Linked DNA regions of Mus musculus: region 1 is linked to region 2. The links are chromatin loops, found by intact Hi-C in ENCODE. Cell type or tissue: gastrocnemius. All regions are shown on one strand. Each heading gives the region's core, and the rest is flanking DNA. Links, peaks and the distances in the headings are about the cores only. Region 1 has its middle 12 kb from the start of Gm24454. Region 2 overlaps LOC108167852 (a long non-coding RNA gene).

Region 1 (16,398 bases), core at 3,350-11,349, 77 kb before region 2:
GGTGCCTAGGCCTCCTCTCTCCTTCTGCCTTGGCTTCCTCTTCTGGGAGAGAGACACAAGACACACTTCCACACTGCTGTTTGTCACTAAAGGAAGTCAGGACTGGAACTCACACAGGGCAGGAACTTGGAGGCAGGAGCTGATGCAGAGGCCATGGAGGGATGCTGCTTACTGACTTACTTCGCCTGGCTTACTCAGCTTGCTTTCTTATAGAACCCAGGACTTCCAGCCCAGGGATGGCACTGCCCACAATAGCCTGGCCCCTCCCCCCTTGATCACTAATTGAGAAAATGCCTTACAGCTGGAGCTCATGGAGACCTTTCCTCAAGGGAGGCCCCCTTCTCTGTGATAACTCCAGCTTGTGTCAAGTTGTCACACAAGATCAGCCAGTACAGTCTCCTTTGTCCACACGCTTTGTCTTTCTCTCTCTCACACACACCGCCACTCCCCATGGCCATACCCAGTCTGCTGGCCATGTTTTTCTATTGTGTTTCTTTCCCTGCTCTGGACTCCTCAGATCCCTTTGGCTCCACACTCCCTCATATATACAACAGAAACCTTCCACTTTATCTTGGACGGGTCATGGACAGTGTGTATGCCTATGTATATGGGTATATCTCTGGGTGTGTATGCTGTGAGCATGTGGGAGCCTGAGGAAGCCAGAAGAGGGCATCAGACTCCCAGGAGCTGGAATTATAGGCAGTTATGAGCTGGCCAAGTAGGGTAGATGCTGAATTCCCGTTCTCTGGAAGAGCAGAAAGTACTCTTTAACCACGGAGCCATCTCTCCAGCCTATAAAAGCTGATTTAAAATATCCATTACATAATTTTCTAATTAAAAATAAAATATTATTATTATATCATCTAAATTTTGGAATATAAAGAAAAACAGAAAGAAAAAGTTATTGTACTGTATGTCACAATGTATGTACAGTATGAGTGTACTGACTGTCAGTTAATTATGAAATGTTTAATTGCATTTCCCTTGAGTTCAGGGCATGGTGATCGATCCAGGTGAAGAATAGAATAGCATTTAGTAAACTTAGGACTTATAAAGGTTGGACCGATTGGAGATGGAGGTGATTGTAACATGGAGGTCAAAGCCTACAATACCACAAATGGGCAGGAGGTGGTGGGAGCAACGTGGAGCCATAGAAGAGTGGTGCTCGGCCCTCCTTCCAGGATGAGAGCCTCTGGATGAAGCATCTTAGCAGCCTCTAGTTGACCAAGGCTGTGGGAGCTCTGCATCTTATCTCAGCCCTGACCCTGCTCCCCCAACCCCACCCCTTTCCTTCCACAGGATCAGATCTAGTGTGCTTTCTCTCCTGGGTCCCACTTTGCACCTCCCCCTTTTTTTCCTTTTCCATTTTTTTCAAGACAGAGTTTCACTGGGCAGCCCCAGTTGTCCTGGAACTCATTCTGTAGATCAGGCTGGCCTTAAACATATAGAGATCCCCTCTGCATCAGCCTCCCAAGTTCTGGGACTAACCATGTGCGCGGCCACTTCCCTGCACTCCCCCCTCCTTTGTTTTTGACATCACTGTCCTCAATAGATCTTCCACTACTGATGCCTGCTTGGCCTCTGCTTCCCAGAGGCCCCAGTGGCTGCCAGTGAGATGCTCTGCATTTCTAAGTTTTAAAGTTATCTTTAAGAAGTTAGTACCACTGGCCGTGGTGGCGCATGCCTTTAATCCCAGCACTTGGGAGGCAGAGGCAGGTGCATTTCTGAGTTTGAGGCCAGCCTGGTCCACAAAGTGAGTTCCAGGACAGCCAGGGCTATACAGAGAAACACTATTTCAAAAAAAAAAAAAGTTAGTAAGTTTCTCTCTTCTTCTTTCCTTCCTTGTTTCTCTCTCCTTCTTTCCTTCCGTTTTTTCTTTTGACAGGGTTTCAGATATTTCAGGTTGACCTTGAACTCAGTTCCCACTTTAATTTGGGGAGTTCTGGGATTACAGGCACACATGACTTCTTCATGCAGCATTTGGGATTGAGCCCAGGGCTCCATGCCTGCTAGGGCAAGCACTCTATCAACTGAGCTATGTCCCAAACAGTGTTAGAATTTTATATCTAACAATATCTAACAGACTATCACTTTTGACTTTAATACACAGCATAAATGTTATTCTAAGAACTGTGTTTTCATGGGATTTTACTTACACACTATACATTTGAAGATTTCTTAACTGAGTATAAAAATGTTTTAAGAAGTACCACAATGGTAGGGATAGAATCCCAGCACTTGGGAGGCCGAGGCAGGAGGATGGGAAGAGTTTGATGTCAGCCTGGTCTATAGATGAGACTCTGCTTGAGTGAAAGGAAGGAGGGAGGGAGGGAAGGAAGGAAGGAAGGAAAGAAGGAAGAAAGATGGACAGAAGGACTCTGGGGAGCCATAGAAGAAAGAAACTCTGAGAAGAGAGGGAAGATTGGATATGGAAGAGGCCACATCAAGGCAAGAAGCCTTTCAATAGCAGAGATGGGCAGATACACAGGGAAAGCAGAGGGGCCCCTGGGAGCCCCGTGGCTGCTGTCTAGACCTTGTACAAGCAGTCGATAAAGTCCGAATCATGTGGGAAGTCACAGTAATGCAGTAAAAATGCGTTAGTGCTGAGTGTCCTGCCATGCCAGCTAGTGCAAATCACACACTGAACACATAAAATAAATATATGAAACTAGCGTCCTCTGGAGCTGTGACTCCAGCCACTGCAGGAGCTTTTAGGGGTTGCTAATAAAATACTAATGTGTTTTGGCTATCCGACTTCATATCCAAAATGGCAATACACTGTTTGCAGATGGCTGCGGCTCTTGCCTCCCAAGGCCCAGAGGTCTCTTTGTGGGCTGTGAAGGCCTTGCCCTGAGTCTGACAGTGAGGGAGATGGTTCCAGCTGAAGGTGGTGCTTTCTTCCTGACATCTGAGGTCTGCTTTGACATCTGCAGTTGTTGGTCAGAGGCAGAGCTTCTCCTGTTTCTATCATGATTTCTGAGGGGCTAGTACCCTCGGGTATATACTCTATCTAGCCCTCATCATTGCCCTCAAAGGCCCATTTAGTTCTCTGACCCTCCCCCCCCAAAACCACACACCTTCGCCCTTCTATCTAGTTGGCTGTGAACTTCAACTCTGCCCAAGTGTGGGGTTCTCACCCTGGGGACCCCTTTGTGCCCTCTAATGCTCAAGTTGCAAACCTGATCTCTTAGCTATGCCTCAGGAGACAGGGTACAGCCAAAGCTGAGAGCTACTGGCTTAGTCAGCCATTTCCCTGGTGGAAGGCAAAAAAGGGCAGGGCAGGAGGGAGCTCTCATTACAGAGTTTGAGGCAGGCCCTTTTCAGGACAGAGCTGGGTTACCTTCATCCTGTTCTACTCTGCATGGCTGCCATTGGTATTTCCATGGAGGAAATGCACACAGACTTACCCTTGATAGAGACAGTTGGGTTTCCTTGGTAGGTTAATCCTTTGTACCCTCCCACCCCAACCCTCACGTGGGCTGCGGGCATGGAGTTTGGAGGAAGAACAGCAAGATCGTACACCTGTGGCCGGGAGTTGGGGCTGTAGCTCATTGGTAGAGAGCTTGCTTAGCATATAGGAAGGCCTGGGTCTACCCCCAGTACTGGGTGTAGCTGTGCAAGCCCAGAATCCCAGTTCTCAGGAAGTAGAGACAGGAGGATCACAGACAAAGCTCCTCCAGGGTACATAGCAAGTTAGAGGCCAGCCTGGGCTATGTAAGACTTCCCAAGAAAGAAAAAAAATAGTGTTTATGTTTGATAGTGGTAACCACATGACCCTGTTCCTCAGCCCTCCTCAGTGGGAGCTGGGTCCCTGGCCAACACTTGATAAGCTTCATTCCAACTTTCTCAACTATTCTGGTAGGCTGACATTTTGGCCACCTTTTTAGTAATAGCAGATATGGTCAGACCAGCTAAGGGAACTTGTAACTTGTTGCGGGTATGTAGCTAGCTAGGGTTGGAACAGGGACTTATACCTTCTCCTGTGGTGAGGTCCAGATCCCAGTTTCCTTGCCTGCTAGCTCCGTGCAATCTTGGGCCTGACACACAACCTCTGCCCAATCTGAATCAACTGTGAAACGGGGAACTGTCACCCTAGTCTGCCTGGGCTTCCCTCCAGACAGAGCAGGTGTGATCGTAGATAAACAAGCAAACTCGAGCGCATGGTTGGGCAGCCATACAGACTTTGGTCCACATCAGTGAGAGATGCAACAGGTGTTGGCTGACCCACACATTCCTTAGAGTGAGCAGGTTCAAGTTAATCCTTTATTATATGAGCTTCAGATGATATACCCCGTGACTCCAGCTTACACTGCAGGCTAACGTCCTCTTAGGTCCTCCCCTGGGACACTGCAGTCTAAAGTCCTCCCAAGGCCTTCCTAAGCTGCAGCTTCCCGGACTCTGTGTGGGCCCATTTGGAATGACTGCTTCCTGCGCATGTGTTTCAGTGACTACTCTGTTTGCCTTTCGTGTTTTCCCTCATGACTATATATGGTAAGGGAGGAGGCTTACTGTCAGACTTCCTGATGTAGGGATGGAGGCCGGTTGTAGGCCGGTTGTAGGCCGGTTGTTTTAGTTTTGACTAGGTATAGATCCCATATGTTCACATACCCTTCTGTTCCAGACACCTCATTTCTGTGGTCACCAAAACCTAAGTACAAGGTTTGGATGACTCAGTGGTTAAGAAAACTTACAGCTCTAACAGAGGACCCAGGTTTAGTCCCAGCACCTGCGAGGTGGTTCACAACCATCTCTTACTCCAGTTCCAGAGGATCTGATGCCCTCTTCTGACCCCTACAGGCTCCACATGGTGCACATACATACGCGTAGGCAAAATACCCATACACATAGAATAAAAAAAACAAATAAATCTTTAACAAAGACATAAATGTGCTGAGATCTCTTCTTTAAAATTTTTTTAATTTAAAATTTATATTATTATGTATGTGTTCATGGTGCTTATACATGGGTGGGTGTGCTGTGGCAGACACGTAGAGGTCAGAGGATGAGTCTGTGGAGTTAATTCTATTCTTGCCCCTTCCTGTGGATTTCAGGGATTCAAATCAGGTCACCTGACATGCATGGCAAACACCTTTAACCCCCAGAACCATCTCACTGGGGTTGAAGGCTCTTCTTTACCATTTTTCTGTAGGTTTTTCTAGATCTTTACTTCGAACCCACTAACTTCATTTTATGCTTCTGTGGACGAACTCTGACCCCTTCCCCTCAGGGTCATAAGCTGTGCCTTCTGAGCAGAGCCATGGTCCTCCTCCTGGGTTGTGGTGAGACTGAGTGAAAGCATCAGGCACGCTGGGAACACTAGCTGAGTACTGTGGACACTGGGGAGCACTGAGGACACTAGGTGGCACTGAGGTCACTAGGTGAGCACTGTGGACATTAGGTGAGCCCTGTGGACACTGTGTGAGCATGGCGGTCACTACTAACTTGGTAAAATTATGTAATGACGGTCGTCTCGTGTGAGTTATGATGACAGAAAGTTCAAGGTACACAGAAGACACTCAGTAAGCTGAGCAAGTCTAACCGATGTCTCTGACCCCTGCTTGTCTAGGGATCCAGTGTCCCTGCCTAATTCCTCTATTATCTTACTCTCCAAGTGGTTGTTGAGATTCACTGAGGTACATTTACAGCTGTCCCATGTGGTCTTGTTGCTTATTCAGTTAAGTTTTAGTTGTGTTAAAATAAACATAACTGCCCAGTATGGCCGCACATGCCTTTAACCCCAGCACTTGGGAAGTAGAGGCAGGAGGATTTCTGTGAGTTTAAGGCTATCTGCTTTATGAAGTGACTTCCAGGACAGTTAAGGCTACTCTGTCTCAAAACAACAAGAGGTATGCCTTAACTGTTTTTTGTTTGTTTGTTTGTTTGTTTTTTTCATTAAAATTTGGGGAGAGGTTGGTTTACATTTTTTCTTATTTAGTTTTATGTGTATGGATGTTTTACCTGCATTTATTTTCTGTGTGCTGTGAATGTTTCTGGAGGAGACCAGAGGACAGCATTAGATCCCCTGGAACTGGAGTTACAGATGGCTATAACTCCACAAGGATTGAACCTGGGTCCTCTGGAAGGGCAGCTAGTACTTTTAATTGCTGAGTTGCCTTTTTAGCCTCTCACGGTTTCTAAATGTACAGTTTAGTGGTATTAAGCACACTATCTCCACTATGAACTTGAGTCACCTTGTAATGTAATGTCCCCTATTTTTGTGTGTGCATGTTCTCTCTATCTCTCTCTCTGTAAGACCCCCGAAGCTGGAACTCCGCTCAAGTCCCGGGATGAGCTGGCCAGCACCCCAGTGACCCGAGAGAAAACCACACCTGATGCAAACTGCAAGAGGTTTTATTATCAGCTAGCTGAGGACGAAGTCCCTCCGCAGGGCAGGGCAGGGGAGTTCGACCGGAGCGGTGACAGTAGGGGGTTTTTAACAACTAGCTGAGGAGTTGGGAGGAGAGTTGGGAGGAGTTGGGAAGAGTTCTGGGTGTCCTTGGTGAAATTTACAAGGCAGGAGTGGGGAATGAGTTCTTTCTGAATTTTTATCTCCGTGTCCTTCGCACAGGAAGGCAGGCATCTCTGGCTGTACAGTATAGAAACTAAAAGGCTTTTTGCTGGCTATAGAGAACAAAGAGCTTCTTTCTAGCTGTATTTTTAAAGACCAGGGAAAACAAGCTTGGGGAAATGCTTTAGGGGCTCTACCTTTCAGGGAGAAATGCTTTAAGCCGGGGTCTCACATGTGCGTGTGTAGAGGTTAGAAATTGGTGTTGGGTGTCTTCCTTAGTCACTTCTCCACTTTATTACTTGAAACGGCTTGTCATCTTGGCTGGACTTCTGGCCAGTAAACCTGAGGGGTCCCCATCTCCACCCCCAGAACTGGAGGGGACACACTGTCACACCTGGCTCTTTACACAGGTGCTGGAGATCCAAATCAGGTCAGTGTCCTTGTGCAGAAGGCACTTTGTCCTCTGAACCATCCACGAAGCCACTGTTTGTTTCTTTGTTAAGATAAGGTCTCCCTCTATAGCCCAGGCTGACCTGGAACTCACTGTGTAGCCCAGGCTGGCCTCAAATTTGCACCTTCCGTGCCTTCTCCTCAGTGTTCGCAGATGTGTACCACCACACTGTAACCTTCCAGGGACATTCCTCTTACATCAGTCACTCCAGCGGGGACATCAGACTTTACATTCCTGGCCGTTCAGGGGCCAGGACATAAGCCTGGGACCAGGCTTAGTCAATTAGCTGCAGCCATGCAGACCTTGATTACACAGAGGCACAATATACAGCAGGTCCTTTGCTAATATAGATGGCAGTAGAAGCAACTACCTTTCATGGTGGTGGCTCCCAGTGGCAAGGTGAGGCTTCTCATGACCACATGAAGGCATCCAGGTGCCTGGCACAGTTCAGTGTGGGTGATTCCTCTCTCTCTCTCTCTCTCTCTCTCTCTCTCTCTCTCTCTTCCTTTCTTTATTTGACGCAAGGTCTCACTATGTACTTTGGCCATGGGCTTGCTATGTAGACCAGTCTGGCTTCAAACTCATAGAGATCTTCCTGCCTCTGCTTCATGATTATATCATAGATATTCCTTTTATATATTTTTGTTTTATGTCCATTTTGAATTCCTTTTTCTTAACTAGCTAGGCACTAGAACCATGCCTGCATTTTATTAGGAAGCTGCCAGAGAACAGAGGCCACAGTTACCTGAATCCCCCTGCTGTGGGTTCTGTGTCTGCTGTGGGTTCTGTGTCTGCTGTGGATGCTGTGGGTGTTGTGTCTGCTGTGGGTTCTGTGTCTGCTGTGGATGCTGTGGGTGTTGTGTCTGCTGTGGGTTCTGTGTCTGCTGTGGATGCTGTGGGTGTTGTGTCTGCTGTGGGTTCTGTGTCTGCTGTGGGTGCTGTGGGTGCTGTGTCTGCTGTGTCTGCTGTGGGTACTGTGTCTGCTGTGGGTGCTGTGGGTGCTGTGTCTGCTGTGGGTGCTGTGTCTGCTGTGAGTGCTGTGGGTGCTGTGTCTGCTGTGGGTGCTGTGGGTGCTGTGCCTGCTGTGGGTATTGTGTCTGCTGTGGGTACTGTGTCTGCTGTGGGTGCTGTGGGTGCTGTGTCTGCTGTGGGTGCTGTGGGTGCTGTGTCTGCTGTGGGTGCTGTGGGTGCTGTGTCTGCTGTGGGTGTTGTGTCTGCTGTGGGTACTGTGTCTGCTGCTGTGGGTGCTGTGTCTGCTGTGGGTGCTGAGGGTCCTGTGGGTCCTGTGAATGCTGTGAGTGCTGTGGACAGAACATCCTTGCTGGGGACTTCCTTCCGATGGACTGGTCAGGTCCCAGCTCCTTTCTTGTCTGTTCACTCGAGGCAGGGAATGCTCTGAGATACAGCTAGCTCCTCCTCCCTGTTGGGGTCATTTTCATTAATTGTGACAGATCACAGCTGGGAAGAACATCCTGGTGGGCTGTCCTATCCGCGGTTTTATTCCTGAACATCTGCTTTAACTGTAGTGCTTGCCTGGACACCAGGCTTACCACCCTCCACCCCAACCCCCACCCCCATTTTTTTTTTGAGACAGAGAGGTCTCTCTGTGTAGCCCTGGCTATCCTGGAACTCACTCTGTAGACCAGGCTGGTCTCGAACTCAGAAATCCGCCTGCCTCTGCCTCCCAAGTGCTGGGATTAAAGGCGTGTGCCACCACCGCCCGGCTGGTTGTTTTTTGTTTGTTTGTTTTAAAAATGATTTTTAAAACTACACTGTGTGTGTGTGTGTGTGCGTGTCTGTGACCCGCCTGCTGTCACATGTGTGTCCAGGTCAGAAGACAACACATGGAGTCCCGTTTCTCCTCCTGTCATGTAGATTCAGAGAGTTGAACTCAGGTTATCAGGCTCGGCGGAAAGCGCCTTTACCCTAAGCCATCTCACCAGCACAGGCCCTGTCTTTTTCATTAGAACTTTCTGTTGGCTTCTCAATGGTGCTGTCTCTGGAGGTGTGCTCTGTGGAGAGGCACATTTAAAGATCCAGAGCAGGTGTCCCTTTCTTTGGAAAGGGACCAAAGAGAGAAAGGGGACGGGGAATCTCTATGGCACGAGGGCCTCTTGCTTCAGCTTCGGCTTTCTCTGCAGACTTATGCCTGTTCTCACTTCATGTAGGTTGTGATGACTGAACGCTTTCCCTCAAATACAAAAACAACCCCCCTAAACATTCAGTTATGTACTTATTGATTTATGTGGGGGTGGGGATGGGCTCAGTGGGTGGGCACATACCATGCTTCATGCATCCGAGGACAACTTTTAGGAGTTGCTTCTTTCCTTCCACCATGTGTGTCCCTGGGGCTCAAACTCAGGTCTATAGCCTTTAGGCTCTTCTCACTGAGCTGTCTTTTCTGCGCCAGGATTATCTTGGAGACTTAAGGTAAGAAAGCATTATGTTTCTGAAGACCCACAGGCTAGAGGAAGGGTGCAAACAAGCCCGGGCTCAGTGGGTAGTTCCTGAGAGATCGTCACATTCCTAGCATCCAGACTGTGTCTTAGTTCATGTGTGTCTTCCTTTCATGTCCGCAACTCTCTCAGGGATTACGTATTCACTCAGCTGATCACCCCTGTTGTCACTTGCCGTCCCGGCATCCTGGATTTGACATGAGCTGGTGGGCATGTCATAGAGCCTGCTTGCCTTCTGCCCAGGCCATGCCTCTGACTCCTGCAGCTCAGAAAGCAGGGTTCCACTTTCCCTTTCCAGTGGATTTCTGTTGCCCGAGTCTACATTCTGATCCCTTCTTAGGGCTAGGATGGAGACATCTCCTGGTAGAGGAACAACTGTTCCCTCTCCACGCTGTGTTTTTGTATTGAGAATACAGTATGGTTGCCACCCAAAACTCACTGGACCCAGCCTCAGCTTCTGCAGCCTCAGTGATGCACAGCTCCTCCAGGGGGATGTTAGCAGTGTGTTCTAGAAGCTTGGCTGGGTTCTTCCTACTCTCTTCTCCAGGTCTAGTTGGAACCCAGGCCTGCCTCAGTTTCTCATCTTCTAGAGCATTACCTGTATGCAACTATTCATTTCCCTGAGTGTAAGAGATGGTTTTCTAGCATGGGATGGTGGTCTAAAGCCAGGCCAAGTTTAAGCGGCATTTTCTACTTACACGAGCACGCTCTCTTGGCATCTTCTGGCCTTGTTGGTTCCCGGGAGCCATGGCTGTCTGAGTTGTCTTTATAATTACAGGAACATTTACTGTATAGCTTTACCACAAAGAGTCCTATCCATGGATTTTTTTTCTTAACATAAAAATTATCTTCTTCCTAGGGCAGCAGTTTTCAACCTGTGGGTTGTGACCCCCTTGGGGTCATATATCAGATATCCTGCACACCAAATATTTACATGACAGTTTATAACAGTAGCAACTTACAGTTATGAAGTAGCAACAAAATAATTTTATGCTTGGGGTTCATTACAACATGAGGAATGGAATTAAAGGGTCCCAGGATTAGGAAGGTTGAGAACCACTGTCCTGGGGGGTATAATGCCCTCTTCTGGTCTCTAAGGGCACCCCACACACATGATACACTTATATACACACATGCAAAACACTCACACACATATAAACAAACAAAGAAACAAAAAATCTTTTAAAAGGTTGCCCTTGGTGCCAGGTGGCAGCAGCAAATGCCTTTAGTCCCAGCACTCCAGAGGCAGAGGCAGGACAGTCTCTGAGCTGGAGGCCAGCCTGGTCAATAGAAGGAGTTACAGGACAACTAGGGCTATACAGAGAAAACTAGTTTAGTTTTTGTCTCCAAAAACTAAAAAAAAAAAAAAAAAAAAAAAGGTGTCCTTGGGTTCTGATATCCCAGAAGTCACCAGTGAAACTGTCATAATCATAATCATTTTTAGGTGTCGTTTCCTCAGGTGTTCCCCACCTTTAAACAATTATTTATTATTATTGTGTGCTCCTCCACACGTGTGTGGAAGTCACAGGGCAACTCTGTGGAGCTAACACTCGCCTTCCGTCCTCTGTCTTCCTGCAGGTTCCAGGACTGAACTCAGGGCACCAGAATTGGGTTCCGAGTTGCTTTACCAGCTGAGCCATCTCTACAACCAACCACTTTTAAAAGTTTTATACTTTTTTTTTTTTTTTTTTTGACAGGGTCCTTGAATGGCCTGAAACTCACAAAGTAGGCTAGGCTGGCTGGCCAGCAAGCTGGGGGATCCACCGGTCTCCACCTCTCCAGGGCTGGGATTTCAAGCACTTTGAGAACACAGTCTGTGAACATTTTCAAAATCGATCTTTACCTACAACACAGGATGAATCCAATTCTTGTGAAAGACAGCCTGTCTTGGAGCTTTAAAAATACAAATTTCTATAAACTATCTTTGCTGGAAACAACTTCTTGAGAGGAAGGAAGTGGGAGAGACTGATGAGATGGATCCCATAGAACTAGAGGACTTTAATCCAAATCCGAAGCCAGGTATGGGGTTGGTGCACATCACCCTAGAGGAGGCATTGGTGTCAAGCCTCTTAATGGGCCACTTCTCTATACAGGAGCTTGAATGAGTCTCACTTATAGAGTGTCACTATGTGGCCCTGTCTGACCTGGGAACTTGTTATGTAAAACAGGGCAGTTAGGAACTCATAGAGGTCCCCCTGCCTCTGCCTCTCCAGTGCTGGAATTAAAGACCTGCACCACCACTGCCTGCTGCTTTTAACTTTTAAAATGTGGCTACAATAAATTAACAACAATGTAAGCGATTTACATTGTATTTCTACTGTTATAAAGAGGACATGTGTCCAACCACTGAGTGCCAAAGGTCATATTCTGTACAGCCAGCCCTCCTGAGTGTCCAGGATATTCCCACATATCCAGGACAGGGCAAAGGGACTTGTCCCTGCCCCAGGGAACAGCTGTGCTTCTGCTTTGAAAAGTGGCCACCAGAGCCCTTCTCAATCGTGGTTCCTGGGACATCGTTTCATTATTTATTCAGTATTTTTTTTTTTAATAATGCATTGTCAAGCCTAACCAGCGAAGTACAAGGAGAGAACTCTGTTTAATGGTCATGCCTCGCTTTGGCTGGGGTGTCGTAATTTCTGGTATTGCAGCAATGACCTCAGGCCTGCAGAGCTCTTCCAGAACATAACTCAGACTCCTCCTCTTTTCCCAGTGCAGGCCAGCATTCAGCCTTAGCCAGAGTGACACAGGGCTCTTGCTCATTCCCATATTTGTCCATTCAGAGTCCTTTGAGCATCTCAGGGTGTTAGATGCCGTGCTAGGCATTGGGGATGAAGGGTGACAAGTGCCGATCTAGAACCTGCAGGGAGGGAAGAGGGGGTGGATTCTGTTCTGTCTTGGGAAGACTTCGTTCAGGAGGTAACATTTCTCTTGAGTTTTGAAGGGTGAATAGGAGCCACACTGCAGAGGGAGCATCGCAGCCTTGTATGATGATAAACTCTACTACAATCCCCCAGAGAGCCCTGCTATCCTCCTGACCGTTAAATAGGAATCTCTGGGGGTAAGACCAGCCTTAGCATTCCCTGAGTGCAGCCATTTTAGAAAGCATGCGTTAGGGGAACGGCAGAGAGGCAACCCTTAAAAAATGACCATGGCGTGAGGACAACCTTCCAAAGACTAAGCACATCTCCAACCTGCCCAGGAGTCACGGGGCAACACAAGGATATGGGTTTTGAAAGCAGATATAAATGCTGGCTGCTAGAACTCAGCCTGTACTATATTCATTGATTTAGGGCTTTGATAGACAGATAAGTGTTTATTGAGTGTCTACTTTGTGCCAGGTATTGGGAGCTGGGAAGTGATCTTGTTTTTGCTTTCCTAGGGCTCACTGCCTTGAGGGGGAGGGGGTGAGATACTTCTCAAGCAGTGTGGGGGAGAATGTGAGGAGAGCTCCCCAGTACAGTTCCCTGCAGTCAGGAAAAGCTTCCCAGAGGAGGTGGCCTTAAGGAGGTAACTGGGCAGAATCTGCCAGAAAAGAGGGCAGAGGGAAGTAACTTTCAGTGCAGAGGCAGGAATGAGCTTGGTGAATTCAGAGAACTGCAAGTGTTTACACTGGCTGGAGTGTGTCGTGGTGTGGGGGAGGGCTAAGAAAGAAGTTGTGAGGCCTGCCAGATGCTTCTGCAGGCGAAGGTGCTTGCTGCCTGAGTGTGATCCCTGGAAACACAGGGTAAAAAAGAAAATTACCACCTCCTGCAAGCTGTCCTCTGACTTCCGTGTGTGTGTGTGTGTGTGTGTGTGTGTGTGTGTGTGTGCACGTGCGTGTGTGTGAATGTGGGGGGTCACATGTGTCTCACACACACAATCACACACACACACAATCACACTCATATACAGGCATGTACACACACACACACACACATAAACATAAATCTTATTAACGCGTTCTCACGCCCGGCCAGGAAGAACACAGCAAACCAGAATCTTCTGCGGCAAAGCTTTATTGCTTACATCTTCAGGAGCCAGAGTGCAAGAGAGCAAGAAAGGGAAATGGCGAAACCCCATCCCTTTTTAAGGAGAATTATCCTCCACCTAGGACGTATTACTCCCTGATTGGCTGCAGCCCATCGGCCCAGTTGTCATCACGGGAAAGGCAGAACACATGGTGGGAAAACTGCCCCTGCATGTGTGCAGACTATGTTTACCACTTAGAACACAGCTGTCAGTGCCATCTTATAATGGCAAATGTGAGGGCGGCTCCTCACAGATCCCCCTTTTCTTTTAATAAGAGCAATAGGCCACCCATATTAATGAGAGTGGAGATAGAGGTCAAATCCCCAGTGTGCAGGTAAAGGAGCCGTACACATAACCTCCTCCCAGGCTCATCACCCAGAGGGGTCCTGGTCTGGTCCCGTGTTGTTTTTCCTGGGGGAAGGACACTTGAACACTCAACCTTCTTGAAAGATGACATGTCTCCCTAGAATAGGCTCATATGTGCCGCAGAGCCCTTCTACTGCAGTGCTTAGCCATGCAACTCTCTCGGGCTGCTGAAGCACACTCACTCTATCCCGTGCAATGAGGTGCAAGAGCTGAATGGCCAGCGACCTATTGCTTAAGCATAGATATATCAGGGGGAGCACCATGTTCTAGAGCTGCAAGTGCCTGGGCAATAACCACCTTGTCTCTCCTAGTTTGGGCCTTAAGCTTACAGACCAACCAAAGAAGCAACACTAATCCACAGCAAAGTGTATCTCCACATAATCCCACCCCCATCCATTCTTTAAAGAAGGAAAATGCTGAGGAGATCCAATTGGGTAATCCTTTGATCAGGGACAGGTCCAAGCGCTTGGAGTTGACCTGAATGATGGCAAGTCTCAATTCCCGAAGGGTCTGTTCAAATTCAGCCGTCCAATTCTGTAACATATACTGAGAAAGACCTTTTAACAAATTAGCTGCCCTAGTAAATTTCTCATACTGAATGGAAGTAACGCACAATCCCGGAAACTTTTATTCACATCCCAGCCACTTCTAAAAGATTTACTGCATTGACCACATAACAGGAATCTGACACAATATTAAGGGGTTCTAAAAAGGTTTTTAAAACTTCTAAAACCACTAAACATTCTACCACTTGAGGTGAATTTTCATTATATTGTTTGGATACCACTTTACCATTAGCCACATAGGCACCTATACCAGTTTTTGATCCATCAGTATATACCACAATCCCATTTTTAAGTGAGTTTCTTACTGTTATTTGTGGAAACACAACAGATTGATTTTGGACAAACTGTAAAAGTGGATGTTTTGGATAATGGTTATCTATTTTTCCTGAAAAGGAGGTAACTAAAACTGCCCAATCATTAGATATTAGGTGATATGGGCTCTGTCCTTCCTTGCTCTTGACGTCCTAACCCTTTTCCTTCTTTATAACCCATCTTTGCCATGATATTTTTTGCTTTAGCTGAATATCCTCTCAATGGGGCATTCTCATTAGACAAAATAAGGCCCAAATGCTGCATAATATCCCTTCCCCAGAGGTTAACGGGGAGTGGGAGCACATAAGGTATGAATTTCCCTTGCTGCCCTTCAGAGGATTCCCACGTCAAGGCAACAGAGCTTATAGTGGGACATGATTGATATCCTAGGCCCTGTAATGAATGAAATGACTCTGTGGTGGGCCATGCTTTGGGCCACCAATGTATAGATATTATACTTTTATCTGCTCCGGTATCAAGGATGCCTTTAAACTCTTTTCCGTTGATCTTAAGGCGGAGCTTAGGTCTATCATTCAAAGATACAACCAAATAGGCAGAATCATTTCCTGAGGAGCCCATTTTCTTTATCTCAGGTCCTGCAGATTTCTCCCTGGTATTATCAGGGAGGAGCAGCAGCTGAGCCATCCTATCTCCTTTGCTAATAGAAAAAACGCCCTTGGGGCTTGAGCACAGGACCTGTATTTCAGGGGAATGTTGACAATCCATAACTCCAGGGTGGACTACTAAGCCCTGCAAGGTGAGTGAACCCCGGCCGAGAATAAGGCCCATGGTTCCAGGGGGCAAGGATGGTATAGGCTCCACCCTTGTGGGTCTTCCTGGGTCGCCTCTCTGACTGCGGAGGAAGGAGTCTGCCCTTTATATCCCTCACAGAGCGACACTGGTCGGCTCTATGATAACCCTTGCCACACTTAGAGCAAAGAGTGAGAGTTCCCCGCTTTTTATCTGGAGCTCTGCAATCTTTCTTAAGATGCCCAGGCTTTCCGCAGTTAAAACATGTCCTCCGATCATTTCTGCCCATGGAGCATTTTTGGGATTGAAGGATGGCAGCCGCTAAGCCTGCATTGGTGAGAGGTCCCCCAAGCTCCCGACAAACCCTGAGCCAGTCTTGTAAACCTTTGTTCTTTCTTGGGGCTATGGCTGCTCGGCACTCCTGTGTGGCTTGCTCATAAATGAGCTGTTCTACCAGAGGGGCGGCTTGCTCTGAATCTCCAAAAATACGCCCTGCTGCCTCTGTCATTCTGGCCACAAAATCTGAGAAGGACTCTTGTGCACCTTGAGTAATCTTGGTCAACTGCCCACTTGCCTCTCCCTTCTTAGGTAGTGCTTTCCATGCCTTAACAGCAGCAGCTGAGATCTGAGCATATGCTCCCCAATGATAATTTGTCTGGTTAGCAGCGTGTTGTCCCTGACCTGTAAGTAATTCAAAAGTCCACGTTCTCTGATCCCCTTCCATGGTGGCATTGGCCCTTGCCTGCGTCTGGCAGGAGTCCTGCCACAAGGCTTTCCACTCAAGATACATTCCCATACTGGGGGCTACAGCTTTTACTACCGTCTGCCAATCACCAGGAGTCATAGCGTGATTCGCAAGCCTTTCCACTTGTGCTATAGTGAAATTAGCACTGACTCCATAGTTACGGACCGACTCGGCAAGCTCTTTAATCTGTATATACGCTACCGGAGCGTGGACACGCCCACCCTCGGCTCCTTCAA
Region 2 (16,398 bases), core at 4,900-12,899:
CAGAGGCGGGAAGATGTGAGTTTTGAACCAGCCTGAGCTTCATAGTAGAAACTTACTTTCTTTAAAAAACATAAAGTAAGTAGAACAGACATCAAGAGTATAAAATCTATTAAAGAATGATGGTCCCAGCCCTCAGTTAACAGAAGCAACCTCGACTTAACAACCTCCCTTTGGCCTCTCTTCTGGTGCAGCCTGCCCCATCCCCATGTGCTACTGTTCTGAATCGAATGATTCCTTTTCATCTCTGGGTAGTTTCACTATATGGATATGTGCTTTTAAAAATAGTCTATTATTTAAATTTGTCTGCTTTCGAAGTGTAGCAAGTAGGTGAGTGGACTCTGGTGACCTCCAGGTCCCTGGTTTGGAAGCACATTGCTGTCGATGTGATGGTCTGCCGCTCATTCACGTCTGCCGTCCTGTGGCATTCAATGTTTAGCCAGCTTAGCTCTAACCTGTGAATTAAGAGCCCCTGGACTTCTTTTTCCTTACTTAAATTATATACTCAGATTTCTTGGTCATAGGGAGTATGTGTGTTCAACATCACTAATCAGTACCCAGCAATTAGAGCCGGTACCACTCTGTAGTCCGTTACCCTTCTATAAGCTCCTTTTGCCTGGCATGCTCATTAACACTGGCTATTGTCAGTGCTGAAGTTGTTGCTAGACTGGTAAGTATGGACTGACATGGATGTGTGTGCAGTTGTGTGCAGACAGGCATTTAGACTTACACTTTTCCCTGTGCTCAGGAGCCTTGTCTCCTTCTCTTCACTGGGGTTTCTGGTTGGTCCTAACATCTACTTGGGTCTGTCTGACTGATTTGTAAGTGTTCCCCAAATCCAGCCTTTGTACTATGTATTGCAATTGTCCTGCGGAGCTTGCAGGCTCTTTTCCTCCTTCGTTACAATGTTTCTTACATACCAGAAGTTCTTCATTTTTCTCTCTAGGTAGATACTTTATCCCCCAGGTAGACAGCTTTGTTTGAGAAGTCCCCTTTCAACTCCGAGGGTCCAGAGTGATCATCCTGATTGCAGTCTGGCTTCTTAAGGGGTCACTTTTATACTTGGCTCTAGTTCCCCTTTAATAAAGCTTTAAGAAGGACAGGAGAAAGGAGAAATTAATTTAGTTTTTTGTTTGTTTGTTTGTTTGTTTCATATGGGTGACAACCCTGTTGGTAGCATTCATTATCATCTTTTCCCATTAATTTGTAACAACTATTTTGTCTTATAGTCGATTTTTGAGTCTTTATGTTTGGAATGCAAGATCTTACTAAAGAAAACTGTAACCATCAGGTAGCTTGTAAAGAAAAGAAGTGTAGCCAGGCAGTGGTGGTGCACGCCTTTAATCCCATCACTTGGGAGGCAGAGGCAGGCAGATTTCTGAGTTCGAGGCCAGCCTGCTCTACAGAGTGAGTTCCAGGACAGCCAGGGCTACACAGAGAAACCCTGTCTCAAAACACCAAAAAAAAAAAAAAAAAAAAAAAAAGGAAAGAAAGAAAGAAAGAAAGAAAGAAAAGAAGTGTGTTTTCCTCTGTTGTGGAGGCTAGCTTGTATTCATAGAAGAATAGAAGATAGACTGTGCTATCTCCTTCTCTGGTAAAAAGGACACAAGCATTTTCTGGGGCCTCTGTAAGTAGGGCATTGCTCCCATTTGTAAGGGTTCCACTCTTAGGACCTCATCACAACAAAAGGTTTCACCTTATGATAGCCTCACCTTGGGAGTAAGCATTTCAGCGTCAAATTCTGGAAAAGCATTCAGACCACAAAACCATTGTTTCTGTGCCATTCCTCCAGTTTATCCATCTGTGTCACCTGCCAAACTTATACCATACTATTTTTAACATTATAGTTTCCTAATCTTAACATTTCACCATCCTGGCTTAGACAAACCATGGGCCCATGAATCAGTGTCCTACCCACACAGATGACCATGGAGGATGAAGGGTTAGCCATCAGTTTGGAAGAGCTGGAAAAAACACTACATCTTGTGTGCCTCTCCCTCCCTCTTTCTCTCCTTCTCCCTCTTGCTTCCTCATCTCTTATTGTCCCTCCCTCCATCCCTCCTTTTCATTCTCTCTTCATGCTCACTCTTTCTGAAAATGAGAACTTTTATTATGTTATGTAGACTGTTCTCTAAAGACCTTCTCTACCCACAGGCTCCCAAATGCTGAGACCACAGGCATGACACTACACCTGGCTTCTTTTTTCTTTGTCTTTGAAATATTCATCTAAAAAAGACATACAATTTATAATAGGGCACTGCTATTCTAATATTCTATTGTACAAGATACAGTAAGTAAAATTATTAAGAGCTGTCTTCCCTGCTGCAGCTTCTGCCACATCCAATCAGATCAACTCTTACTGAGTTTTTTAATTCCAGAGACTTCTAAATTACATTCCTAATACTTTAAGCTGATTTTTCTCCAAATAGCCTCATTCTCTCTTCTTCTTCTTCTTCTTCTTCTTCTTCTTCTTCTTCTTCTTCTTCTTCTTCTTCTTCTTCTTCTTCTTCTTCTTCTTCTTCTTCTTCTTCTTCTTCTCCTCCTCCTCCTCTTCCTCCTCCTCCTCCTCCTCCTCCTCCTCCTCCTCCTCCTCCTCCTCCTCCTCCTCCTTCTTCTTCTTCTTCTTCTTCTTCTTCTTCTTCTTCTTCTTCTTCTCTCTCTCTCTCTCTCTCAGACAGGATTTCTCTATGTGGCCTTGGTTGTCCTAGAACTTGCTTTGTAGACCAGGCTTGCCTTGAACACAGAGTTCTGCCTGCCTCTGCCTCCCAAGTACTGGGATTAAAGGCATGTGCGAATACCTCATTATTATTTTTCATGATCTTGTGTGCTTAATTTTCTCTCCTCCTTTGGTCCCTGAAGCTTTCATTACTTGAGCCATTAGCTCTGGGTTTCAAAGTAAATCAGTTTCCCTAGTTCCTTCTTACCTGCATGGGGAATTCTTCCAGACTCCAGTGGGATATAACAAACCTCAGATGGTACTGAGCACTGTGTACAGGTGACTCTTTCCCTTGTACCCACACTTCCAGACTGAATGCCATTCCCATCTCACCCATGTACTTGCCTTGTGCTCTGAGACAGATCTCAGCGACACCAGCTGACATTTCTTTCTTTCCTTACAGAGATGAGAACGGTCACATTTTCACTCACAGGAAGCATGCCAGTTTTCTTTGGCATACTCTCTCTGCACATTGTTATCCTGGCCAGCATCACCACTTTTATGCTTTGGGGCTGTGATTAAGTAAAATACGGGTGGCTTGCATATCAGCTCACTGATACTGTCACAGCCATCTGATAAGCAATATTCAATGACTAACAGTCACGTAGCGTATACAGACAGTGCTGTTAAGATACAGAAAGGGATAAGAAGGCTGAGGAGGGGCTTTGAGATTCTATCACACCACTCGGCAGAGCGTGCAGCTTGAAATGCCTGAATTGTTTGTCTCTGGAGTTTTCTAGTTACAATTTTAGTTTTCATACATTTCACTTGTATGCCCGCACACATGCCAGAGAGCACTACGGAAGTCAAGGGACAAATTGTAGGAGTCAGTTCTCTCCTTCTGCCACGCGGATGCTGAGTATCTAGTTCCCCTGGGTAGGCTCACTGCCCATCGTTGCGGCACCACTTTGCTGGCGTCCCCATTTAATATTTTACAGCATGCTTGACCATGGGTAGATGAAACTACCATCAGACTAATGCATATTTTATCCAGGTTGTTTACGTTTTTATTTGTGTGTTTCAGGTAAATGAGTCATATTCCTAAGACCATAACTTTCCTGTATGGTTTCTTTTTTTTTTTTTTTTTTTGGCTTAACATTTTGACCCTTTTCCTATCCTAATGTCAGAGACTAGAGAAGGTATTATTAATGCTTTTAATACTTAAACCTAGGGCCTTGAACATGGTAGGAGACTCCTTACCCTTGGGCTACCTCCCCAGACCTCTCTTTTTACTTAAAACATATATTTTGTGTGTGCGTGTGTGTGTACGTGTGGGTGAATGCATGGTGTAGATGTGTGCATGTGTGCTCTTCCCTGAAGGCATACACAGAGGCCCAAGGCTGACAACGGGATGTCTTCCTTAGTCATACCTCCACATTATTTTTTGAAACAAGGTTTCTTCTCAATGAATGGAGCTTAGTGTTTTGGTTAGACAGGCTGGCTAGTGAGCCCCTGGGACCCTCCTCTTTCTGCTCCTCAGTGCTGGGTAACAGTTATAAGTGCGTTCTGCCATGCCTGGCTTTTACATGGGTGGTGGTATGTGAACTCAGGCCTTCAGCTTGTGTAGCAAGCAGTTTGCCCACTGAATCGTCCCTCTACTCTCCCTCCCCTCCTATTGTTTTTGAGATAAAATGTCACTAAACTAGCCAGGCTGGCCTTGAAGTCAGTCTGTAGCCCAGACAGGCCTTGAACATACGATCATCCTGCCTCAGATTGACTCCCGAATGTCAGTGATTATAGGCCTGTGTCCCCAGGCATAGCTGTAAATGAACACTTTGCTCTTTGGTTCTTTCTTTGTTTCTCCTGTTGGTTGAGATCCTCAAACTTCTTGGCCTTCCCTGGGTGCTCAGTACAGAGCCTCATGCACAATAAGCTTTCAAGAAAAGAGGGTGGGAAGAGTTGAAAGAGTAAATCCGACCAGTGGGGAGCCTGGAACAGAACCAGGAAGTATCTGAAGTGTCCAGAAGATTGGTGCTGGTGAATTCTAGGTGGGTACCATTCACTCACTCGTTGTTGATTTCCACAGGTTAGCCCTCATATCACTCGATCACTCGAGGCAGAACCCTCTGGTGAGTATTGGGCGTTGGTTATACCTGCCATTCTTTTCTTCAGGTTCCTGGACACCAAAGTCGCTGACCCCAGAATTACAAGACTGGCGATTCCAGAACAGTCCTGGATAGAAGCTGAGATTGTGTGTGTGTGTGTGTGTGTGTGGCGTGTGTGTGTGTGTGTGTGTGTGTGTGTGTGTGTGTGTGTGTGCGTGCGTGTGTGCGTGTGTGTGTAGAGATAGAGAGACAGAGAGACAGAGAGAGAGAGAAAGGTGGAGAAGGGTAAGGCCAACGAGGACAGAAATGCTCTGTGTGCTTCCATGTGTCCTTTTATGTGTCCTGCCTGCCATGCAGGGATCGCCACTCCTTCCTTTTCTTATGTTAGATTTGAACTCTTATAAGAGCTAGTTGCTCTAGTTTTACTCCTTCTTGCTGTCAAAGAACAGCAAACCTTGGCCTTAACCTGAGCCTTCCCCTGGTTATCTGGGAGCTGGACAGAGTCTGGGCAGGATAGAGAGGCAGTGGAGAGAGCCCTGAGCTGGGAACCAGAAGACTTTAGCTGCTGGCCAGGCACTGATCCTGTACATCTATCTTCTCTGGACTCGTTTTACCTCTAGCAACTGAAAAGGATGACCTATGCACCTCTCCAGCTATGGTGTCATGTGTGGCCCAGCTATGATGCCGTGTGTAATCCAGTTATGGTGTTCATGTATAGCCCAGCTATGATGCCATTCATGGCCCAGCTATGATGTCATATGTAGCCCAGCTATGATGTCATTTGTGGCTCTTCTCTGCCTTTGTGTATTTTCTTCCCCCGTGTTCATGCTTTCTATGTGTGAATACTGCTTCTGATCGCTGTTCTTTTCCTTCTCTTTGAATAATTCTTTGAATATTTCTGACAAGGTCGTCTGTCGGCAACAAATTTAATTTGTATTTGATTTTCTGCTAAAGATTAAGAAATATTCTTAAAAAAAGAAATATTCTAACAGAAATGAATACTGCAGTTAAATATTTTTTCCTGGACTTCTGATGTCTTGACTTATGCTAGCCATTTAGTCTTATTGGTTCTCTGCTTTCCCATTAGAGTCCTTAGCCACTGTATTAATGAGCGTTGCGTTGCTGTAACAAAATACCCAAGGTGATTAACTTATAAAGATAAAAGGTATCCTCAGCCTGCTGTTTGGGGGTCTCAAGTCTAAGATAGGCACAGGCTTTGTGGCTCTGGAGAGGCTGGAGCACAAGATAGGGTTTCAATGTAGCCCTGGCTGTCCTGGAACTCACTATATAGACTAAGTGGCCTTGAATTCATAGAGATCTGTCTGTCTCTGCCTCCCAAGTGCTGGGATTAAAGGTGTGTGCCACTATACCCAGCCTGAAGATATATCTACATCTATATACACATATAGATGTATATATATATTCCCCCTAGATTTGGAGTTATAGGCAGTTGTGAGGCACTGTGTGGGTGCTGGGATCTGAACCTGGGTCCTCAGAAAGAACAGCCAGTGCTCTTAATCCCTGGGCCAATTCTCTCGGCCCATTCTGGCATATTTCATAGTGGCCACTTTCCTTTTCCCACTCCTGGAAGCTCAAAGGGATCCCCCTAGGAGAACTTGCAGAAGTCTGAGGGCTTCTGAGTCAGTTGACCAAGCCCCCTGGGGTCTCCATCCTCAGATTCATATACATGTGGCAAGCGTCAATTGCTTTCTATCTCATCCCACCCCAGGACTGGATTTTGCAGAGTTGTCTGTGCATGGGTTAATTGACAATTCTGGACCCGCCTCTCTCCAATTTGGGGAGCTGCAGTTTGCCCTATAACGTCATTTCTTAGATAGAATCAAAAAAGTTGATTTTGTTCAGCTTTTTACTCGTGGTTAGGACAGAAGGATCACGTCTGTGCTGGGCTGAAAAAAACTGGAAGTCTCTCTGGTTATAAAAACATGCTTCTACAAAGTCTGTGTGTTGGTGGCAACCTTGTCTCTTGCCCGTTAAAGTGGAGGTGTGTGTGGCTACCCAGAGTGTGAGCGGCTTGATGTTATTACAAGACACACACCTTACTTTCCTTGTTACTGTGACAGAATACCCAAGAGGAATAAGGTAGGGAGAGGCTTCTTTTGTCCCACAGTTTAAGGTTACAGTCCATTGCACTGGACGAGGCATGGTGACAGGAACTTGAGGTAGCTGGTCACACTGCTTCTGCAGTCAGGAAGCAGGGAACGGAACAAAGATGTTCCGCTAACTCTTTATACATCTCAGGACCCCACCCACAGGATAGTGACACCCACATTTAGGGTGACCTTTTCCCTTGTCAATCAACCCAGTCTAGAAACTACCATTCAGACATCCCCAGAGGTTTGTCCCCTAGGAGAGTCCCCTATCCAGCAGGCAATATTAAGTATTATATGAGGAATTAGAACCATGGGCCCATGGGAGAATCAGGAGTTTGAAACCAACCTTAGCTATATAAGGAGTCTGAAGTCAGCCTGGGCTACATATCTCAAAAACAAACAAAGCCAGGCAGTGATGGCATGTGCCTTTAATCCCAATACTCAAGAGACAGGAGCAGGCAGATCTCTGTGAATTCTGGTATACAGAGAGAGTTCCAGACAGAGTGGACAGCCAGAGCTATACAGAGAGACCCTATCTCTAAATACCCAAAACCAAACAAACAAAAAAAGGGGGGGGGATAAATAAATATGGGCCTCAACTCCTAGATGGTAGGTGACATTTTGTAGAGTCCACAAACAAACCAAGGGTTGTAAAGTAAGAAAAACTGCCTCCTGTGAAGGCAGTTTTGAGTTACTCCGCTCTCTTCTCCTGTGGTGGGCGTGTATCACTCTTAAAACGGCAAGCTGCCTTAAATATTACCTTAAACAACATTCCATCTTGTGCTAAGGGAAACGAAATGCTCAGCTGGCTCCACACCCACGTTCAGGCCCACGAATGAGCTGGACGCAATCCAGAGAAGGGGGTTGGTAACAACTTGAGGTCCCCCAGCTGGCAGAGAGGCGCTCCCCGAGTGCACGCTCCAGAGCGCTCAGAAGCTCAATCAATCGCTTTAAAGAATAATGATGGGGTCACAATGGCAGGCTGAGACTACACAAGGGAAAGGGAATCCAGCCGGTCAAACCAGGAATCCTGGGGAAGCCCCAAACCTGCAGGCGCCTAACTTCGGTCTTCACAGGAAGGAAACTGTGGCTGGCGGTGAGCTGGGTGAGCTTAGATCTGGCAGCCTGGGGAGTCCATGAGCCACTGGTTGCTGGCAGGGTTTGACTGATGAAGGCTGATGAGTCCCGCTGGGGACAGTAGTGAGCTCTCTGAGTACTGTGGGGCTGGAGTCTAGGGGCTCAGCCTTCCCATTCCATTCTTTAAGAGAGGAGGAGGAGGAAGAAGTGGAATTCATCCCTTCACCTGAGAGTCTTGAAAGCAGGTTCAAGAACTGGATTCTGCACTTGCTGTGTGACTTTCAGTAACTTGTTCCACCCCTCTGGTCCCCTCCCCGCCCCGCCCCCATTCTCTCATATTCTCATCCGTAAAGTAGAATCCCAGCATGGCTGTAGTTCATAAATGGGATCCTGTGTAAAAGGACTTGGAGGCGCGCCTTCCACACAGCTGAAGCCTAGGAAATGGGGCATGGCTTCAAAGCAGCAGGGACTCCAGGGTCCTCGGTTCTATGCTTAGTGCCCGGTTCACTCATTTCCTCACGCCTCTCTGGTCTCACGTTTGGAATTTGGCATCCATTGGTCAAAAGTCATAGTCTGTATTTGGCTGAACTAATTTTATCCCAGATTACTGCTGACAGAGTCAACATCTCTCCCTCCTCCATGCCCGGGGTCCTGCGAGGGGTACGTTCTCCAGGCGGCCTGCTCTCTTAGCTTGGTTGCCTTGGCCTCCCTCCCCACGCTGGTGCCCAGAATGTAATAACAAATCCCCATCTCCAGGCCAGCAGCCGGGTGCCCAGGAATTCAGGCCCAGCCTGGCTAGCGCTGTTCACCGGCACATCTGTTTCCAATCAGTATATAAAGCGCATTCTTTCTGCTAGCAGGCAGGCGTGCAGGCCCTGAGCCTGGGGACCAAGCTAATTGATTGCTAAATGATCTTGTCATTTCCAAAAGAGGTCTCTAGGCCTGCCCTTTGCCCTGCCTCTACTCCCCATGGGAAGACAGCCTTAAGAATTAACTCATCAGCTGCCTCTGGCTGCAGAGAATCTCTCAAACTTCTAGTGTGGGAAAGCCCCCGGAGCCTCAGAAAAGGTTGAAGACTGGTGGTTCCAAAAACAGTGGCTGCCACAGGCACCAGCTGCCTCATTCTCCCTGATTGCACTAGGCCCATACTATGGGAGAAAGAAACGAGAGTTCAGGAGTATTGCATGACTCCAGGTCACACAGAGTTGGTGGCAGAGATGCATTGGTCATAAGCCCGATTCCTGCTAGGTTGAAGTTTGGTCTTTAGCCTGGCCCATGAGCAGTGTCTGGTCAGTGGAAGCATCAAGGCTGTCAGTGAGGAAGCAGATAGCACAGGATGGCTTTCTAGACATGGGACACACAAGCCATCTGCGTGCGCTGCCATGCTGAGTGATGACCTGGAAGCTAACACTGTTCACATCAAAAGCTAAGGACTTCCAGCAGGCTTTCCTTCCTGACAGGAAGACCCTCATGTCCCAGCCTCTTTGCTCCAAGGGCCTGGGGTTCCCTGGTACTAGAGGGAAGATGTAGCTTCTGTGTTTCCTCATCTGTCTCCCCTAGTTGAAGTCAGGGGCTATTGTCTGTCTGTCTCCAGACTGTGCTCACAATGGAGTACTTACATGGAGGCAGAAGGACTGAGTGAGTGAGTGAGTGAATGAATGACTCATGCCAACTGGTTTCTGGACAGCTGAACAGTGAGAACAAGTTCCCTTTACAAAACCTCTGACCTTCTTGTGGCGGTTTGAATACGCTTGGCCCATGGGAAGTAGCATTGTTAGGAGGTGTGGCCTTGTTGGAGGAAGTGTGTCACTGTGTAGGCGGGCTTTGAGGTCTCCTCCAATGCTCCACCCAGTTCAGATGAGACCCGACCCCCTGCTCCCACTCCTGGCTGACTCAGTGAACAGTCCTCTTCTGCGGCCTGAGGATCAAGATGTAGAACCCTCAGCTCCTTCAGCACCACGCCTGCCTGGACACTGCCATGCTTCCTGCCGTGATAACAGACTGAACCTCTGAAACTGTAAGCCAGCCCCAGTTAAATGTTGCCCTCAGAAGAGTTGCATTGGTCATGGTGTCTCTTCATAGCAATAAAACCCTAACTAAGACATTTCGGTTGTTGTGACTGTCGCTGACAAATGAGAGCGGATTGGAGTGTCCACCCTGGCTGCCTGAGGGGTAAGCTGCAATCAAGGAAGCTTTTATGGTATACCTGCTGGATGGCCTATGTGGTAGCGCAACATTGGTTTGTTTTAATATTTATTTATTTTTAGTGTCTTTGCGTGTGCACATTACAAGCACATACATGTGAGTACAGATTCCTGTGGAAGCCAGGGATCTGGACTCCCCCTGGAGTTGCCTATAAAGCCCCAGCCTCTGAGATGAGTGAGGGACAGAGAGAGGAGAATATGACAATCAAGGCTAGTGTCTGCCCTGCATTGCCACTACCACTTACACTGTGACCTGAAGCAAGTCTCATGACCTGTCTGAGTCTCAGAAGCTTCCGTGATGCCCTGCATGCACAAGTCCTTAGGAGAATGGGGCAGAGTGACTCGGACCTGCAATCCCAGCACCTCTGAAAGGCTGCCACAAGTTCAGCTACACAGTGTATGTAAACCAGCCTGGGCTATGTAAGTGGCTTTGTGCCAGCCTGGGGTACAGTATGATGAAAAAAAAAAGAGTGCTTCAGAACTGTAGGATTCTTTAAAAGTATCATTACCTTTAAATGCCTATGTGTTAGACCCAGCTGAGAGTCCTGTTAATCCAAGGCCTGGTTCTTTGAGGTCTCTCTCTCTCTCTTTGTTCTTCATGGCTAAGCTGTACCTGCTTCAGTCTTCATCTTGTGTCTTGTTTGCCTTTCCCAATAATAGTGATGGTGGTGTAGCCACACCCACTTTAGGAATGCGCAACAGGAAGCTCCAAAAGGCTAGGTATCCTGTTGAAGGCTCCAGAGGCAGTGAGAATCAGGTCTGTCTCTGAGCCCTGTTCCAGCCACGTGTGCTTTGTTTTCAGGATGCATCTGCCTCCCAGGAGCTGGGCTGACAATCTCCAGCATTTGAGGACCATTGTACACAATAAATAGTGTCACTCAAGTTCATAACTATGACAACCTCTTTCCTAGAATTTGATTTACTTTGGGAGAGTGGAAAGTGGGCATCTGATGAAAGGAATTGGAAGGGAATAAGTCTTTATAGAGAGGTAGAGTTATTTGGTATCTTTGTGGGGTGAGCAATTTGCAGACTCTCCAAAAGCCCTGCTTATAAAATCATTCAAGGTTTGAGATTTTGCAAACCTGTGTCAAGTGACTTTATGTGAATAATCACCCTGCTCTGTATGTGTGTCTGTGGTGAGAGAGAGAGAGAGAGAGAGAGAGAGAGAGAGAGAGAGAGAGTCTCATGTAGCCCAGGCTGGCCTCAAAGTTGCTATGTAGCCTTGAACTTCTGATCCTCTTGCCTGTGTCTCCCAGGCGCTGGGATTACAGCTGTACACCAACCAAGCTAAGTTTTATGCAGGGCTGGGTGTTAAACCCCAAGACTTTCTGCAAGCAAGGCAAGCACTCCACCAGGTGGACCATATTCCCAGCTGCCCATGGATGATCTCATTCAATGCCGATCTCAGCCCTGTATGGCCAACATTACTTTTATCTACGAACTACAGGCATAGAAACCACGGGTCAGGATGAGCAGCTAGGGACTGGGGAAAGCAGAAGGCAACAGTCAAGGCCTCAGCCTGTTCAAGTATCACATCCCAGCAAGGGAGGACGGAGGGCCTCTAAGGCCATAGCCTCAGACTGGCTGAGCCTCATCCCTCTCTCTCCTTCTCCCTCCAGCTGGCCTTGCTCCCTCCTCTTGGAAGCTTCCTTCCCTTTCCACTCAGCTGGAGATGCTGGCAGAGTCCCAGTGGCCACATCCATGCCTGGTTTGTGCACTGCGGATTGTCAGTGTCTCTGTTCCTCATTGCAGCCCCAGGCAGAGAAGGCGGGAGCTCATTTTCACATGTCAAAGATTTATTTGGTGCTCTGATTTCTCCCCTTCTCTGCCTCTCACTGTTTATTGAAATCGTTCATAGGATACTGTTAAAGACTAAAACAAAAGTCAATAGAAAAATATTTATGGTCTGCGGCGGGCTTGCTGCGGCAAACGGATGCTTAAAGATGCAGCCTCAGGCTTGAGGGAGGCGGGGAGGAGGCCTCACTCCTTGGCTACCTCTGTGAGTTTTCATCTGCCTCCCCGGCACCCCATCCCATTATCCTTGTTGGTTTTGTGAGGCGATGCCTCTCCCTGGGGTGGTTTGGGGACAGGTCCCGAGGGTCCTTCTCTGACCTGGTCCTCCATGTGTTTACACGGCCCCACATGCCATGCGTGTTCTGCACTAGCTCGTCATTCTGCACGTGTCTGACCCTTCCCAGCATCCAAGTATCTAGATGCAAAGTTTGCCTCTGCTAGGCTATTTCTGTCGTGAGTTTCAAACAGAATCACACATGTGTCCCTAACAGCTGTCTCTCCCAAACTTCATGCCGCTGGCTTCTTAGAGGAACTGTATTTTATTATTGTTAGTTACTCTTAACTATTATGTGCCTCCAGTACATGTGTCAGGCCTAGTGGGGCTGGGGATGCTATAAGCAAGGTGAAGGCCCAAGCAGGTAACCAGCACTGGGAATTGAATTCCAAATGGACAAGAGAGGAGCCCTAAGTAAGCTCTGGGTGTCAGCTGGGGCTCGGATAATGCTCGGGCGCGGAGGAAGCCACACTTGGGAGGGTAGCACTGGGTTTGCCCTGGAAGGCTGGTCCCAGTGAGGTCATGGGAATAGGGGAGAGTGAGTAGCTGAGACAGAGGCACGGGCTCACCGGGGCATCCCAAGATGCAGCAGATGATCTGGTTGGTGGGAGTATGTCAGACAGCTTGGGCTATCAGAAGTCTTCCCAGTATGCAGAGAGTCAGAGAGAGGCACACATTGTTTTGTTGTTGTTGTTTGTTTGTTTGTTTGTTTGGACAGAGCTCACTGTACAGCTCAGTCTGGCCTCTAACTTGTGATCCTCCTGCCTCAGCCTCCCAAGTGCTAATTACGTGCTTGCCACCATGCCCAGCTCATGCACACATTTAAAAAGAAATTCAAATATAATAAATGCATTATTTACAGTCATTGTTTGATTCAAATTATGTTCATGAGCCTTATCTGTGTTATTGAATAGAATTGCTGGTGCTAATTTTTCTCATGTATAACATGTCATCTTTTAAGAACACTTAAGATTTTTAAAAATTATAATCTTATCATGAGTATATAGTTTTGTCTACATGTATGTATATATACCATGACATGCCTGGTGCCTATAGAGGCCACAAGAAAGTGTTGGACGCCCTGGAGTTGGAGTTATAGATGGTTGACTCCTTAGAATCAGACCCGGGTCCTCAGCCAGCGCAACAAGTGCTTATAACGATCCTCCCAGCTCTGCGTTCCATGATTTTCCTTGTTATTGAGACAGAGTCTCTCTATGTGGCCTTGGCTATCCTGGAACACTCTATGCAAACCTCTGTGTAAACTCTCTGTGCCTGCCTCTGCCTCCCAAGTGCTGGGATTAAAGGTGTGTGCCCTTATGCCCAGCTTCCATTTCTTTAAAATGTTTTTAGTTTTATTTGACATGTATATGAACACGCATGTGTACAGAGGCCAGAGGAGGACATCAAGTGACCTACTCTATCCCTCACTGCCTTGTTCCTTTGAGCAAGAGTCTCTCGTGGAACCTAGAGTAAGGCTGGTGGCCAGTAAATGCTAGTTGTCCTCAGCAACACCACTGATTAGTGCTGGGGTTACAGACCTGTGTGTGGCCATGCTGCCTCTTTATGTGGGCTCTGGGGACTCAAACTTCTGTCCTCCTGACTGCACAGCATGTGTTTTATCTCCCACCCCATGCTCCCAAAAATAAGACTCAGACTAAAATATATTTACAAATACCTTGGCCGTATAGCTAGGCTCTTCTCTGACTGAATCTAACTTAGAATATCCCATTGATTTTAGCCTACATTCTGCCACGTTGCTGGTTACCTGTGCTCAGATACCACGCATCCATCTTGTCACACCTTTCCAGTGAATCTCCTTGCACCTGGCTCTATCCTAGAATCCTTTCTCTGCCCCAGATGCCCTGCCTCTATTTCCTGTCTGAGCCACAGGCCTTGGGCTTTTTGATTGACAAGTGGTGCATCCATACAATACACGATATTCTCTCTACATAGTTGAACTCAATGTTCTGTTAATGCACTTTTATGTCTCCATGGATTATTTCTATACCTGGACATCTCGAGGACACTCTATATTACCTACCGAAAGCGTAGCCTCTGACATTTAAGCTCTTACTCTCCCTGAGATCGGTTACTGTTGTCTTGCTTTTACTTGGTTAGTTTTGGTGCTGGGGACTGAACCTAGAGCATGCTAAGCACGCGGTCTACCACTGAGTTCCTTTCCAGACCCTGGAATTGATCTGTCTAAGGCGTGAGGGAGGCAGGGTTCCAGCTGTCGCCTTCCTGCACAAAGGCTTGCCTGTCCCACCACTGTTTATCACAGAGCCTGCCCTTGCCCCCTGCCTTGGACCCGTCTCTGTCATATACCAGGTGTTCATTAAAGCATGATTACTTTTGGACCGCTGCTTCTTGGTTGCTCGCTGGTCAGGCCCTGAGAACACAGCACACTGCAGACTTATAGTAACTTTCTGTTTTGCCAACCGAATTCTCCAGCCTTCAGTCTATAAATCAAACTGAGGGAGCTGTTGAGTTTGCCAGCCCACAAACATGGTAGGTTTCTGTTTTGACTGGAATCTTTGTAAAAAAAAAAAAAATGGCTTTAATGAGGCATGATTGGCTTACAGCATATAGCACAGATTTGAAGCTTGCTATTCAGTGTTTTTTGACATATGCGTTTATCCATGAAACCAATACTCCGGTAAAGATGGCAGGCATAGCCAGTAGCGGGAATACCCCATTCCCATTTTAGTTAGCAGCCCCTCCCCAGGGCACGCATGCCAACTTCTCCATAGTGACACTGAGTTTATTTTCAGGTGTGTATTTCCATTCATTCTTCCTGGTGAAATGTCTGTTCAAACCTGTACAAACCTGTTCAAACCACTCCCACCTCCTCATCTCCCCCATGGTTTTGTTTTAGGACAAAGTGTCCCTATACACTATGTAGCATGCTGACCTCAAGCTTGTGGTCCTCCTGCCTCAGCTTCCAGAGTGCTGGCATTATAGGCATGGGCCACTCTGCCTAGCCTGTGTTTGCTGTTCATTCTTAACTGGTTTATTGTCTTACCCTAGAAGTTTGAGAACCCTTTATGTTCTCGGGGGTTGGGAAGAGGACTGCACCCACATACGCATCTCCCAGGATCCTGTGTGAAAGTCAGAGGAGCAGCCAACTCTCTCCTTCCACCATGGAGTTCAGCATACCCATTGCAGATAACTTCACTGAGGATGGTTGGTGCATGTAGGCTCCAGGAACTCAGGTAGTCAGACTCAGCAGCAAGTGCCTTTACCCACTGAGCCATCTCCCCAGCTCCCGTTTTAGTCCTTAAATGTCTCTCTATAGAGATTTAGAATTAGGCCACAAGACACTATTTTTTTTTTTTGTAAATGATATTTTAAAGAATACTTCTCTACATTTTTGGTCGCAGGATACACCAGGGTGAGTAGTCTTTAACATGTATGTTTTGCATCTAGTAATATTGTCCAACCTCACTTAAAGATTTTTTTTAAAGTTCCCTTGGTTTGGGGCAGGCATCTACATGTCATGCTGCATGTATGCAGGTCAGAGGATCTAAATAACTTTAAAAGTCCCACAGCCTTTACATATTCTTAAAATTTCAATCTCTTTACAATATCCATCTTTTTTAAAATCCAAAGTCTTTTTACAATTAAAAGTCTCTTAACTGTGGGCTCCACTAAAACAGTTTCTTCCTTCAAGAGGGAAAATATCAGGGCACAGTCACAATCAAAAGCAAAAGTCAATCTCCAACTGTCCAATGTCTGGGATCCAACTCACGACTTGCGGGAATTAGTTTCTTCTCCCACTACGCGGTTTCTGGATGGCCAACTGAGGTTGCTAGTGGCAAGCATGCTCCCCCACTGGCCTGCCTCACCAGGCCGACATGTTCTTTTTTTCTTTGTTGAAATAATTTAAGGTTTTTATTACACACGGGTTTGGGAATTGAGCTCAGGACCCCATGCTTGCAAAGCAAACTCTTTACTTCCCGAGGCTCCCTCTCCCCAGCCCTGGTCTAAACAGCAAACTGCTGGAGATCCACTAGTCCACTGTAGCTAGCGATCCACTAGTCCACTGTAGCTAGCAATCCACTAGTCCACTGTAGCTAGTGATCCACTAGTCCAGTGTAGCTAGCGATCCACTAGTCCACTGTAGCTAGATCCACTAATCCAATGTAGCTAGCGATCCACTAGTCCACTGTAGCTAGTGATC

What was found. Hi-C counts contacts between places; a loop is a spot of excess contacts. Peaks named below come from ENCODE experiments on the same cell type or tissue, not always from the same donor. Only the 100,000 strongest peaks of a DNase experiment are listed, where the experiment ranks them.
Region 1: a loop joins it to region 2, with 2.4 times the contacts of the local background. A loop is called at or near these places in 4 of 42 quality-filtered maps.

Annotation. Positions count from the first base shown.
Region 1 is chr11:79,873,993-79,890,390 of GRCm38, reverse strand. No RefSeq gene overlaps it. Among named protein-coding and RNA genes, the nearest start is that of Gm24454, 12 kb to the left of the region's middle. In gastrocnemius, for the core only: no CTCF peak of the experiment used is centred there; no DNase peak of the experiment used is centred there; H3K27ac peaks cover 2,673 bases.
Region 2 is chr11:79,798,616-79,815,013 of GRCm38, reverse strand. LOC108167852 (a long non-coding RNA gene) reads left to right here. Exons shown (of 3, transcript XR_001780102.1): 3 at 4,740-4,782. Among named protein-coding and RNA genes, the nearest start is that of 9130204K15Rik, 10 kb to the right of the region's middle. In gastrocnemius, for the core only: no CTCF peak of the experiment used is centred there; DNase peaks (open chromatin) are centred at 8,637, 11,812 and 12,218; H3K4me3 peaks cover 637 bases; H3K27ac peaks cover 3,946 bases.